Linked DNA regions of Homo sapiens: regions 1 and 2 are each linked to region 3. A link is a contact called in ENCODE Hi-C data. All regions are on one chromosome and are shown on one strand. Each heading gives the region's core, a stretch centred on a gene start or an enhancer-like site at or near the end of the contact. The rest is flanking DNA. Distances are from core to core; before and after follow the strand shown. Region 1 overlaps SP140 (SP140 nuclear body protein). Region 2 has its middle 22 kb from the start of SPATA3-AS1. Region 3 overlaps LOC112268431 (a long non-coding RNA gene).

What was found. A loop is a pair of places that touch in the nucleus more often than their neighbours do. Pooled maps may share reads with other maps.
Region 1: a pooled map shows a loop between it and region 3 (3-fold over the local background). The contact joins two enhancer-like sites. A Hi-C loop is called at or near these places in 11 of 37 single-sample maps with no recorded cell type and 10 of 50 pooled maps.
Region 2: a loop to region 3 is called in a map with no recorded cell type, with 4 times the contacts of the local background. The contact joins two enhancer-like sites. A Hi-C loop is called at or near these places in 6 of 37 single-sample maps with no recorded cell type and 6 of 50 pooled maps.

What each region holds. Positions count from the first base shown.
Region 1 is chr2:230,256,548-230,259,247 of GRCh38, reverse strand. The region is part of intron 12 of SP140 (SP140 nuclear body protein); the gene reads right to left. Among named protein-coding and RNA genes, the nearest start is that of SP140, 32 kb to the right of the region's middle. RefSeq lists an enhancer at 1,388-1,457. Within about 2 kb of position 1,312, at least 2 of the 41 ENCODE cell types and tissues checked have a DNase peak (open chromatin) inside an H3K27ac peak, as active enhancers do.
Region 2 is chr2:230,972,980-230,975,679 of GRCh38, reverse strand. No RefSeq gene overlaps it. Among named protein-coding and RNA genes, the nearest start is that of SPATA3-AS1, 22 kb to the left of the region's middle. RefSeq lists enhancers at 1,250-1,389, 1,510-1,559. Within about 2 kb of position 1,404, at least 4 of the 41 ENCODE cell types and tissues checked have a DNase peak (open chromatin) inside an H3K27ac peak, as active enhancers do.
Region 3 is chr2:230,582,377-230,585,076 of GRCh38, reverse strand. All of the region lies in intron 1 of LOC112268431 (a long non-coding RNA gene), which reads left to right. Among named protein-coding and RNA genes, the nearest start is that of LINC01907, 120 kb to the left of the region's middle. RefSeq lists enhancers at 724-863, 1,984-2,203. Within about 2 kb of position 1,381, at least 2 of the 41 ENCODE cell types and tissues checked have a DNase peak (open chromatin) inside an H3K27ac peak, as active enhancers do.

The DNA.
Region 1 (2,700 bases), core at 63-2,562, 330 kb after region 3:
GGTGCGAGGGATAGAAGACTACAAATATGGTGCAGCGTATACTGCTCAGGTGATGGGTGCACCAAAATCTCACAAATCACCACTAAAGAACTTACCCATGTAACCAGATACAACCTGTACCCCAATAACTTACGGAAAAATAAAAATAAATAAATAAATAAATAAACAAACAGGCCATGCTCTAGGGGTATCACTTCAAAACGTGACAGACATCAAAGAGCCATTGCTAGTAGCCACATCTCATCCTAGTTGCCTCAAAGCAATTGCAGGTGACTGCATTAGTCCATGGTTCTGGAGATTTTGTACTTGGATCAACTTTAACTCTGTTCCCGTTTAGAAAAAAAAAAAAGTGCAGCTTGCTGCACTCATTTAATTTTACGTAAACACATTCTTTGAGGCTGAAGCAAACATGATTGATTTTCAATGTGAAAATAAAATATATAAACTGTTCTTGGAGTTATTTCTAAACAGAACCATATCAGAATCATCTATTTTAAAAATATATGATTCATCAAATGAATCTTCGGCCAACAATTGTTCAGTAACAATGTTAACAGCACATGTGGGAAAGCCACGTTTTCCAGGATTTGACATTTTCAGTGATCAACAATTACTGTATTTTGTAAATGGAAATACCACTACTAAAACCAGAATGCTATAATTAGAAGAATGTCTTTTGTTTCCAAAGTCAATATATTAGAGTGATGTGAAAATAATAATAAAAGCAAGATATTTCATGGCAAATTTACTTGGGATAAACGCTGCAGCCACAAGGGTGGCTGGTGAGTATTCTTGGAGCAAAAGGGAATAAATAGGATAGTATTGCAAGCAGCACAATTCTGCTGCTAATTAAAAACTTTCAACAGTTGTCTGCCATTCCATTAACGTATTGTAAAACATCATTACTTTTTCTTATGTCATCCTTTGCAAGGATAACACTCTCAATCTAGCAACTCTATAACTCCTACTCAGTGAAGGGGAATCCTAGGATTTTGTTTCCAGGGTCCTCTTCCAGAAAAGACATCTTGGATGGGGAAAATACTTGATGGTGCCTCCTGCAGCTTTAGATGAGAGATTTCCTAAAGGGGAAACTGATAATTGAAAGTTGCTACACTTCTAGGAAAACTCATTATTGTTTGGCCATATGGTCAATAACAACCAGAATCATCCCAATTAATCAACAATAGCTTCTGGCCAGTACACAGGCCTCTGAAAGCCAGCCAACCATTGACTTCCCCATGCTTCTGAAAGTCAGACAGTCAGTAACAGCCACACTCCAGTGACCCTGCTTTCACTAAAGGTCAGCTAACCACTAACAAATCTCACTTTTGAAGGCCGCCAGTCACCGAGATCCACACTTCCACAAACGTTCTCTGTTCAGAGAAACTGACCCACAAGCACAACTATCCCTTAACTGAACAATAAATTCAGCCTTTCGTTTGATATTAAGTGGTGGCCCCTTATTTTTTCTTTTTTTCTTCTGAGATGGAATCTTGCTCTGTCACCAGGCTGGAGTGCAGTGATGTGATCTCAGCTGACTGCAACCTCCACATCCCGGGTTCAAGCAACTCTCTTGTTTCAGCCTCCCGAGTAGCTGGGACTACAGGTGTGCTCGACCACAACCAGCTAATTTTTGTATTTTTAGTAGAGATGGGGTTTTGCCATGTTGGCCCGGCTGGCCTTGAACTCCTGACCTCAAGTGATCCACCTGCCTTGGCCTCCCAAATTGCTGGGATTACAGGGGTGACCCACTGCACCCAGCCTAAGTGATAGCCCCTTCTACTAGTGATATCTTTTTATTACTCTATGACGGCATCTATGGTTCTTTTCGGCTTTCTGGACTTTCTCTTCTTAACATCTCCTCTCCCTTACTGTCTCTTCCTCCTTCAGTGATGTGCTACATATACTTTTCATATTGCCTCTCTGTTTCTCTTTTCTGGCTCTATTTTTCTGGATATCTCCTATCTCGTATCGTAGATTACATTCAAGTATTTTCCAACTCTTGATAATGTTTCCTTATCTCTCCCTAATCTTTCTTTATTTGTTAGATAAAAGTCTCTTTCCATTGAACCCTGGTAGAGTCTCTTGGATTCCTAAAAACCCTTTGGGCATCCACATTGGACTCAGACTATGAGACCCCACCCCAACCCATGCCCACCTCATAGAACTGAAAGCCTGTAAGGAGTCATCCAGGACACTGGTCTCTGCTCTTTCTTTTTTCTTGGGTCTTATCAAACACCCGTGTCACATGCATTTCTGTGTTTCTGGCTCCTTAAAACAGCAATAACAGCACCTTCCCTATCTAAGTCTTGAGGTTTTTGTGAGTAAAATTATAACACCTATCAGAGTACTCTGAAAAACCACTGCATGATCCAATGACATAATGGAAAGTACTGGTCAAAAATACCATTTAGTCTCACAAATAGTTGATCTAAGTTCTGCCAATTAGATGGTAGAATACCATTACACTGAAGGCTTTGTCAAGTTTGTGAAAAAATCATAAAAAAGTATCTACCAGCAGAGGAATGATACCCTTTTTTATTTCCATAGAGGGAGTGAGAATAGAAATTTTTTTTATTATACTTTAAGTTTTAGGGTACATGTGCACAACGTGCAGGTTTGTTACATATGTATACATGTGCTGTGTTGGTGTGCTGCACCCATTAACTCATCATTTACGTTAGGTATATCTCCTAATGC
Region 2 (2,700 bases), core at 155-2,654, 390 kb before region 3:
GATTCTTCTGCCTCAGCCTCCCGAGTAGCTGGGACTACAGGCATGTGCCACTACGCCAGGCTAATTTTTGTATTTTTAGTAGAGTCGGGGTTTCATAATGTTGGCCAGGCTGGTCTCGAACTCCTGACCTCGTGGTCTGCCCGCCTTGGCCTCCCAAAGTGCTGGGATTACAGGCGTGAGCCACTGCACCTGGCCCCATGTTTAAATTTTTGATGAACCAACAAATTGATTTCCACATCAGCTGCACCGTTTTACATTTTTCACAAGCAAAGTAGGAGGGTTCCGGTTTTCCCACATCCTTGCCAATGGTTATTTTCCATTTAAAAAATTATAGTCATCCTCGTGGGTGTGAGGCGGTCAACTGTTAATACCCTTTTTGACACAAGCTTCGGGTGTCAAAAGATATGCTCTAATGCTGCCCTTTGGCTTCACGAGGCTACTTAAAGCTTCCAATTTCCTGTAAATCATATTAGACTTTGTTATTGTTACATTAACTTGGTGATCCAAGGGACTCATGGCTGTAGGGGGGCAATCCTGTTATATTCTAAGTGCTGTGGTTTGAATGTGTCCCCCAAAGTTCATGTGTTGGAAACTTAATTGCCAGTGCAACAATGTTGAGAAGTGGCACGTTTAAGTGGTGATTAGGTCATGGGAACACAGCTCTCATGAGTGGATTCAGGCCATTATTGGGGTACTGGATTAGCTGTCACAGGAGTGACTTAGATATAAAATCAGGGAATTCTGCCCCTCTTTCCTTCCTCTCGCGTGTGTTCTCTCTCACGACGTGATGCCTTCCGCCATGGGATGGCCCTCACTAGATACCAGCACCACGCTCTTGGACTTCCCAGCTCCAGAACCATGAGCCAAATAAACGTCTGTGCCTTGTAAATTACCCAGTCTGTGGTATTTTGGTATAGCGGCAGGAGATGAACTAAGACACTATGCATGATGTTACCCTGAACATTTGCATGAAAACAGCTCTTTACATCACATAGCCACACTCAGAATGTGTTATGGGAATACAGAAAAACAGAGGTGGGGAGACGACATTAACTGTGGTGAGGGGGTGAAATAATCCTTGGGACCAGTGACCTTTAGGGGTCTTTTAAAGTGACTTGTGTGCTCAAAATAACTGGCCCGGGCCTGCGGAATCCGGGCATCCTGACAAAACCACATGAATGAGGAGAACGGCACTTTTCATGACCGGCCCCACCAGGGGAATTTTTCAGGCACGCATCTTACTCTGATGCTCAGGTCAGCTGGCTACCACTAGTGAGCCCAGGCCCAGAGGCTGGGGCACCCCAGTGAGTCAGAGCCCAGATCAGGGAGGGTGAGAATTACCACTTCCTGTCTATGAAAAACACTTAGATAAATGTCGGTTCCCACCATGGCTAAGAATCAAATAATATTCTTTCTTCGAGCCTCAACCTCAAGTGCCTGACAAACTCTTGAAAAACCCAAGGCACTGCCCAAAGTAGTTTACACGGGGAGGTCCAAGGTGGTTTCCCTATGGCTGGTTGATGATGTTAATTACGGTATTTTTCAGGATTGGCAGTCAAGCAGATGTTATTAACATTAACTAATTAATCCAGGTCTTATCGCATGTCACCTGACGCCAAGTAAAAGCACCAGAGAAGTTTGGAAGTGGAGAAATGCCACAGGGTGGATCAGGAAAGACAGGACAGAGGAGGGGCCATTTGTGTAAGACCTACCTGAAAGGATAGGTGGAAGGGGACAGTGGGAGGGAAGGGGAGGATTGAGGCAGGGAGGTAAAGGTGCCACCCCCACACAAGCATGGAGCAATGCCAAGTGTCCCAACATAGAATGGACTTCTGGATACATCCACTTTATCCCAAAATTATTATGACAATGTGATCAAAAGAGAATATTGTGGCCAAAATGTTAAAGTTTGACATTCCAGAACAGGAATAATTATATCTTGGCACCGTTCATGGTGACATTTCTTCCATAGCTACTGTACTGAATATTTACCAGGCGAAGAAGACACTTTCAACTGAAGTAAGTGGAGAAGTGACTATTTTGGGGAACCCCCAGGCTACCTAGGGCAGTCTCTTTAACCCCTAGGATCGAGGTGTAGTTATTAAAAGCATCCACTTTCATTGCCCAAAGTGTCCCAGTTTAGACAATAAACTATATGGTCACTCTATTTATCATGGATTTTAAATTATTTTTAAAAATTGTGGTAAAATAGACATAACCTAGAATTCACCATTGTAACCACTGTAAGTGTTGAGTTCAGTGGAATTAAGTTATGTTCACCTAGTACAACCACCACCAACTCCCCATCCCCCACTTCCCCCAGCTCCTGGCAACCAACCATAATCCTAATTTCTATGTCTATGCATTTGACTACCCTAGGTACCTCTTTAAGTGGAATCATACGGTATTTTTCTTTTTGTGATTGACTTATTTGACTTAGTATAATGTCTCCAAGTTTCATCCATATGAGAGCATGGGTCAGAATCTCCTTCCTTTGTAATGTTGAGTAATACTCCACTGCGTGTGTATTCGTCTGTTCTTGCATTGCTATAAAGAAATACCTGATACTGGGCCAGTCACGATGGTGCATGCCTGTAATTCCAGCACTTTGGGAGGCCAAGGTGAGAGGATCACTTAAGTCCAGGAGCTCAAGACCAGCCTGTGCAACATGGTGAAACCCCATCTCTACAAAAAATACAA
Region 3 (2,700 bases), core at 132-2,631:
TACACTGAGAACAATGGAAGTATTCTATGCAATTACATTGTCAATCTTTTTTTAACTTTAAAGCTATTATTTTGTATACTTTTACCATTGAATTTTTTAACAGTATTCTCAAGAAGCCCGTATAAACTCGATTCCTATACAGAGAGTTGTGTATCAGGTTCTCTGCCACCTGGAGAAGGTGTTTGATTGTTCAGTTCTGTCAGTCCTGTTCAGCAGGATTAACCTGAAGGAGTATCCCGATTTAATTGAGATTCATAAAAGCTTCAAAAAGGGTAATCAATTCTCTCCCCTGTCTTTTGGGGTCTAGGTCTGGTTTTCATTCTTTCACTTGGTCAGTCGCTCATTTAGCAAGTATTCATGAAATGCTCACATGCGGCCGGGCGCGGTGGCTCACACCTGTAATCCCAGCACTTTGGGAGGCCGAGGCGGGCGGATCACTTGAGGTCGGGAGCCTGACCAACATGGAGAAACTCCATCTCTACTAAAAATACAAAATTAGCCGGGCACGGTGGCACATGCCTGTAATCCCAGCTACTCGGGAGGCTGAGGCAGGAGAATCGCTTGAACCTGGGAGGCGGAGTTTGCAGTGAGCTGAGATCGCACCATTGCACTCCAGCCTGGGCAACAAAGAGTGAGACTCCTTTAAAAAAAAATAATAAAGAAATGCTTACATGTCCCAGGCCCTGTGCTAGGCGGTGTGAATATAACTAACCTGCGCCCTGGCCTCCTTTCGTTGGCAGTCTCTGAGGACCTTGGTCCAGGTGTCTCAGGACATTTCCCAGTGCTGCAATATTTGCTCCCTGATTGTAGACTTCAGAGAGTCCTCCCTTTGTTCCTTGGGTCTGGGCCACCCCTGGGGAAGTCTGTCTAGTTCCTCCACCATGTCCTCTCTCTTTGGGAGCCTCTCATCTTTCCAGACCCAATTTAGCCAAAACTCTGCTGTTTTCTAGCCCCACCTTTAAGGCTGTTGGGTTTCTCTTACCTAGAGGCATCTCTCTAGGATCTTAGCTCTTCTCCTCGGGAAATCCCTTTGTTTCTTCTGTAAGATTTGCACAGTTCACAGAGACATTCCACTTACAGAATTTGTATGGAGATAAGCTTTCACGCCTCTCTGATCATCTTGTTGGATGATTAATTATGGTTTACAATTTTTCTACTGCTCCATCATCCTTAAAACCTGAGAGGCTCATCATCTATAGGACTTCAGTGGTTTTGTGCTGTTATTTTCTTTCTTGGCTGCCTCAGAGGAAGAAACAAGCAACACCAAGTCACAAGCCACTGAGATTCAGAGTGACTGAAGGGCTAGGAGTTTCCCACTGAATTGTAAGAACACATGGTGCTTCGTTCATGTGGTCATGAGATGGAGTTCCTGGTCACTTGCTTGCAGGCCCTAATTAATTCTTTTCTTTGTTCAGTGCTCCCCTTTTCCCAGAAAAGGGATGGAAAAGAGACAACAAAAATGCCCAGCTTTCAACCAACCTGTAAACAAGGTAATAATGTCTGGACAAAAACTTTGTTTTCTGGTCTACTAAGAAGAAAAGGAGACAGGGAACCGAGGTCTGAGGGAAGACTGCACTGCTGGGGATGGTGGCAGAGCTGGTTGAGGGTCACTTTGTGTTGATTCCAAAGTGACCTGACTCCAGCTGGAATCCAAGAGCACTCTCAAGAGGTGGCAAAAACAGACTTTCCCCCCAGTAACCCGGAGGGTAGAATGAGGATCTGAGTGTGAATTACTAGTTTATAGGAGACCTTCAGTGAGAAGCGGTGAAGGGCTAAGAAGGATGTGCCTATGGCCAACAATGTCAAAGAAGATACTCTTGGTGATGCCAGAAGAAGGGGCCAATTTAAACGTGGACATGTTGTTCAGCAGCAGGAATATTCAAAGAGAAACTTAGTCATACAGAAAGACACAAAGAGGGAGTGACGCATATGCTGAGAAGAGGATGAGGGTATTTTGAGAGAGGGAGGAAGAAGGAGGGGAAATGAAAGACAGTCAAGGACAACAATAAAAATAACCGTATTATGAACAGCTCACTGTGATGGAATGCCTGCTCCGTGGCAGCTGTGGGTTTATTGCTCATGGCTGCCTTTGGAGATTAGTATTATTTATGTGCCCATTTTGCAGATTAGGAAACTGAAACCCAGAGGGACAATGTATGGGGTTGCGTAGGTCAGATGAGAAAAGATAAACCCAGAGCCTTTGTTGTTGTGTTTTTTGGGAGGGAAGGAGGTAAAATTCAGATGTTAACCATTTTAAAGTGTGGAATTCAGTGACACTTAGTATATTCACAATGTTGTACGACCTCCTGTCTCTAGTTTCAAAACGGGTTAATCATCCCAAATGGAAACCCTATGCCCATTAACCAATTATCTAATTTCCCTCTGCCCCTAATCCCTGGCAATCAGTAATCTACTTTCCGCCTCTACAAATTTGCCTACTCTGGACAGTTCATGAAAATGGAATCACACAATATGTGGCCTTCTGTGTCTGGGCTTCCTTCACTTAATAAGATGTTTCCAGGTTTTTGCCACGTGGTAACATGAATTAGTATCTCAAGTCCTTTTGATGGCTGAATAATATTCCATCATACATCTCTACCACATTTCGTTTATTCATTCATCAGTTAATGATGGGTTGTTTCTATCTTTCCGCTATTGTGACAGAAGTTACATTCTTCCTGTTACCCAGGGAATCTAATG